Linked DNA regions of Homo sapiens: region 1 is linked to region 2. The links are chromatin contacts, found by Hi-C or POLR2A ChIA-PET in ENCODE. All regions are on one chromosome and are shown on one strand. Each heading gives the region's core, a stretch centred on a gene start or an enhancer-like site at or near the end of the contact. The rest is flanking DNA. Distances are from core to core; before and after follow the strand shown. Region 1 has its middle 25 kb from the start of GALNT3. Region 2 overlaps GALNT3 (polypeptide N-acetylgalactosaminyltransferase 3).

The links. Hi-C counts contacts between places; a loop is a spot of excess contacts on that map. ChIA-PET counts read pairs that join two places held with the same protein, here RNA polymerase II (POLR2A).
Region 1: POLR2A ChIA-PET joins it to region 2 with 20 read pairs in PC-3. The contact joins two enhancer-like sites. A Hi-C loop is called at or near these places in 1 of 168 maps with a recorded cell type or tissue (GM12878). POLR2A ChIA-PET finds 5 or more read pairs at or near these places in 6 of 52 experiments (A549, A673, OCI-LY7 and 3 more).

What each region holds. Positions count from the first base shown.
Region 1 is chr2:165,817,714-165,820,413 of GRCh38, reverse strand. No RefSeq gene overlaps it. Among named protein-coding and RNA genes, the nearest start is that of GALNT3, 25 kb to the right of the region's middle. Within about 2 kb of position 1,338, at least 2 of the 41 ENCODE cell types and tissues checked have a DNase peak (open chromatin) inside an H3K27ac peak, as active enhancers do.
Region 2 is chr2:165,776,382-165,779,081 of GRCh38, reverse strand. The region is part of intron 1 of GALNT3 (polypeptide N-acetylgalactosaminyltransferase 3); the gene reads left to right. Among named protein-coding and RNA genes, the nearest start is that of GALNT3, 17 kb to the left of the region's middle. Within about 2 kb of position 1,386, at least 3 of the 41 ENCODE cell types and tissues checked have a DNase peak (open chromatin) inside an H3K27ac peak, as active enhancers do.

The sequences.
Region 1 (2,700 bases), core at 89-2,588, 41 kb before region 2:
TGTTCCAGAGCAAAGAGAAATATTACGCAGAAGAGCTGATGTTAAGAGCAACAGGCTGTCCGGTGTTTTGACCTTTGATAGGGAAAGGTCAAAGTAATTACTGATTAAAGTAATTTTACAGTGTATTCTGCAAGAACAGTTTTTCTTAGTTTGTACTCAGCTTAAAGATACACAGGAATGCAAATGAAATTACTCACTAAGGCACTGCTCCCTATTTGAAAACAATACTTCTCTCTTTCCCAAACTGTGTGAAACATATTTCCTTTCAAAATTAGATTACCACTTTCTTTTATTTTGAGATCTTTAAAATAATTCTACAAGTTCTTGAACTACTCAGAAATGAACTTGTAATAAAATCAAGATTGGGAAATACTGTTTTATTAATTTGAGCATTAATTTCATGATTGCATATTACTTAGCCTCTAACTAGCCACTATGGAATTGACCAAAAATGGCTTATCTCCAGTAGTTATTCTTTCTTTAATTAATTTTTAATAAAAATATATTAGCATGGTAAAAATCACATAATACAAAGGACAGGCAATGAAAAGTGTGCCTGCTGCGTAGTCCAGATTCCCATCCAGAAATAATCACTATTTGTACTTTCTTGCTGATCTTTTCAGAAATGTTCCATGCCTACATAGCATTCATGTGTACTAAATAAATATACAAAGCACAGATAAATATTTATGTCTCACAAATGGAAATCTTCCTTATACCTATTCTGTACTTTTCTTTCTCTCTTTCTTTTGTTTGTATTTGTGATTTAATTTAAAAACATGTCCTGGAGATCATTCCAAATAAGCTCACATAGATCTATATTATTCTTTTTAATGACTGAATAATATTAATTATATGGATATATCATAAATTAACTAGTTCTCTTTTGAAGGACAGTTGGGCTGTTACCTGCTTTTTCTCCCTATAAACAATGCTTCGAAAAAATAATAAACTTTCAGATATATATGTCTTTGCACATATGTATAAGTATGCATAAGTAGAATAAAATTCCAGAAGTGAAATTGCTCGGTCAAAGTCTCTCTGCTTCATTTTGAAAGCTCCCTGGGTAATAAATTTGACAAAATTTTGTCTTCATTGGAATAACTTCACAATGAAAATATTAAAAAGCCAAGAAGCTCACTGTATAAGATAGAAACAGTGATGGGCATTGATTTGAGGTCAATAATATACTCATTTTTGCATGTTCAGTGCATTTTAAAAAATCAGCATATCGATGCAGCTAAACCAAAGAGAAAGGTTCTCCACAAGCTTATGCCCCTTTAAAACACATGCAACTTTCAGTTCCTGAAAGAATTTGCCACCAAGTTGTGAAGAAGATAACCTTCTAGAGCATTTAAAATTAAATTCTCCAGTAATTCAGTTGAGATCTGCAAGTCTCTATTGCCTGCCCACTCTTTGCTAAGCCCACATAAACTGAAAAAAAAAAAAAGGATTCTCTACTATCCATGTACTTTAGGGACATGGGAGTGAGAGAAAGCAACTGAACAAAGAGTTTAATGAAAGAGCCCTATTTGGGGCCTAGTTTCGGTGTAACTTGGAAAATTATTTATCACATTTCTGATATAACATAACTTTGTTTCATATGAGGCGATTTCTATTATATCACTTATCATGGGACAAAACTCTGTTATATAACAGGTGATATAAGGAAAGTCATATTTCTCTAGCACATTGTAGGTATCAGTAAATGTATTTTGAAGGAAAAAAGGAAGGAGGAAGTTAAGGACAAAAGGACACAAAAAACAAAAACAGTCTCCAGCATGCATCATCCAAAAATATTTCCTTCATGTCTTATTCATCTTTGTGTCTCCATCGCTCATGTGATGTCCCCAAGTACACATCTTCCATCTCTCTTGACTGCTTTGCTTTTTCTGTAACATGCACACACACACACACTTTTTGCCCTTTCATGCTTCTATGCCTTTGCAACCATTGTTGGTTTCATCAGGGAAGGCATTCCCTGCACTAATCCACCCAGCAATAGTCTACCTAATCTTGCATTGCTGACTCAACAATCATTACCTCTCCTTCCAATCTGGAAGGTACACCCATGCCTTCCTCTAGGATTGCATGCTCCTAGGGGATATCTCTTCATTTTTTGAAGAGATGGGGTCTTGCTATCATGCCCAGGCCATGATGAGAAGGCCATGTCTCTATTATAGTTTTTTTTTCTTCCTGATCCCTTATTCTTCTGAACTATCAGTTGGACATATCTGATCTTTCTTGCAATATTTATTACATACCATCTTTATTATGATTACTTGTGAGTGTCACTTATGACTAGGCTATAATTTCTTTCATGTCTTCCCTAAAAATACAAGGAACATTTATATTTCTTACAATGTTTATCACAGTGCACTATAATAAAAAATAGCATCTACTAACCAGGTAATATGGTAATTTAATGGCTTATATTGTATCACTAAACACTTGGTAATAATAGCAAATGGTTATAGGGCTTACCATGTGTAGTCACTTATTAAAGTACTTTATATCATTAACCTGTCTGTTTAATTTACAACTACTGAGAGGTCAGTTTGCTATTATCATTTCTATTTTCAGATGTGGAAACTGAGGTACTGATAAATTCAATAATTTGCCCAAGTTTAATAGCTAAGTGTTAGCACCAGACTTCAAACTGAGGCAGTTTGGCTTCAGAGTCCATGCTCTAAGTCATTA
Region 2 (2,700 bases), core at 137-2,636:
GAGTTGGTGTTCCCCACACACTGCACTTTCTTTAGAGCTTGATTTAGGCAGCAGTGGTGTACCCTTGAGACACAGACACCATGGACCTGCTCTGTCACCTAAGTCACTGCTCCCCAAACTCTCTCCTCAGATCCACACATGCCAAACTCGGGGCCCCACAAGACTGGGTGTCTAGGGAGCCAGCTGCCCAACCTTTGTCCCAGGCAGCCAGCCCAGAGCCGTTGTTACCTGTGTGGCACATGAAAGTTCACTAAACTCCTGCAGGGGACAACCTCTGTGATTCCAGATTCCCTCAGCAGCCAGCAGTTTTCCTCAGCACCTAGCTAGTTCTAGGGTTCTGTCCCCCGGCTGTGAATGGCCTCTTCTGGAACTTCAGGGGCAGATTTCTGGTAAGTCCCATGAATGAAGTACTTCTATGACTTTTTACCAGGTAGTCAAAGCTAGGGCATCTCCATAGACATCTCTGGATCTCAGCCCTGGTGAGAGGAGAGCCCTTCCTTGAACACTTATTTCAGCCATAGGGGGAGTGGTTGCCCCTTATACTGTATTTACAACTCCTGTATTCTTTAGAATTCTCCTTAACTCCCACTAGGCAATTTCCTGTTACTCCAATCCTCTTTTAATACCAGATTGTATTAAACTTTCTCTGTTCAAATTAGCATGTGGTTTCTATCTCCTTACTAATCCAAAAGCCAACAACTATGTTTACAAGGTAAATAGATGGACAAATGTTTTAAAATGCAGTGCCTCTACCTGGGGGGCAGGGAATACCAGTTACATGAATAATCTCTGGATCCACCTAAATCACTCCTCAGAATTCCTCTACTCTGTAGTATGCCATAAGTAATCAATGCATATCTTTCATATGTAATGTAAAAGTCATTCACAGGTGTAGATGTGGCAGGAAAGAGCATGTGAGCCCCTGAGTTTGTGACTCCCTTGACAGATAATGTAGTATCATAATTACTTGTTTGTGTCAAACTGTCAAGATAGAGTTGGCTAGCTCACAAATCAAGATTCTATCAGCAACCTTTCACATTCAGAGATGACGATGAGGGAGATGTCTACCTGACCAGGGGTAGCTGAGAAGTTGGATGTCTGACCCTGTCCTTCTCAGTATTGAAACCTGTGCCTCACGGTTGCTGATGGTTAACTCTGTCACTGAGCTTTTTGTCTCACAGCCTGCAGATATCTTGGTTCAGAAAGCTGTTCTTAGTTTATAACAATTGCAAGTAGTTTAGTCATCCACTGGTGGCATTGCCCAGCCACCCAGAGTAACTCTACTTTGCCTTTAGCTGAGATCTTTGAGGTATGTCTACTGCTGCCCCCTCTGAGACAGAATGTGGCTGTCTTCATGCAGTTTGCTTTGCATCAGTGTTTGTCTCTTGTCATACATCCACATGCCACTTCCTGCTCAGAAGAAATGCTGCCAAGAATGTAAACATGAACTTAAACATAATCAAAACTAACAAACTACAGCAGCAAAACACCATGAGATTTGACCCACCAATAAATGCAAGCAGAAATGACTTTCTGCCACTCCTCTGTTCCCTAACACTTTAACCAGTAGATGAGGGGCACATAATAAAACTTCTACCCAAGCACTTAAAGGTTTATTATCAGGGCAAGGTCTTTAAATTTTGTTTTTCTTTGTTTTGTTTTGAATTCAATTAGGAAATACAGATGATAGATAATGTGTGGCAAAGATCCAATGAGTTTTATAATAATTCACAATAGTGTACTTTTCTTAATCTATAATCTATATTAGGATATTGGGATGTAATTTTGTTTTTTTTCTGCTTAGTGTGGTTACCCCTAACTCTTTACAGCATGCCTTAACTCAGTAGTAAGGAAGTTTTGTATACCAAATTAGACATCACAGCAATTAAATTCATCAGGAACCAGACTTTAAACTTCTGGAGTTGTAATGGTTTATTGTCACAAACATGGAAACAAGAAGTGAGAGGAACCACTATCTTCTTATTTCATTAAATGTTACTTTCATGTAAAATTATAATGTTCTGCTTTCCACTACTTCAGAAAATTGCTACAGTTGGAATTTTTAGGTTAAATGAACAACTAATATTTCTGCAACCTATGCTTCTTCACCTAGAGGGACAATCATGATGGATCTTACCTTGATATTTTCCCTTCTCAATTTGTGTTTAAACAAGATCCCCAGGTGATTCATAGTCACTTTAAAGTTTGAGAAGCTGTAGTCTAGATAACTGGAAGCTACCACTTGTTAGTTAGATTATTTTAAATTTGTAAGATTTCAGATGGAAGCATATTTTTACCCCTGAGAATAATCCATTGATTTTAACATAGCGAGTGTCACAACCAGTTAAAATTGTGTATATTGCTTTAGCTTTTCACTTTATGAATATTTTTATTAATGACTTTTTGCAATGGCTACATATATACCAGGTTACAGATTAATAACTTTTTAAAACCAGGTCTCTGAATTTCACTCTTAGGAATTCATAAGAATTTAGAATTTAGAAGATCTCTGAATTTTTCTTTTCTTTTTTTTCTTTTTTTTTAGTTTTTAAAAACTATTTCATGATTTTTGACTTCTCTTCCTCTGTGAATCTGATCTTTGGTAATTAGCAAATAGCCATCTTGGATAGGTGTGTTTAAAGGTTTTAGAAAGAGTACAAGAAGAACAAACCCTTTATCTGCTAATCATTTCTAATGTGC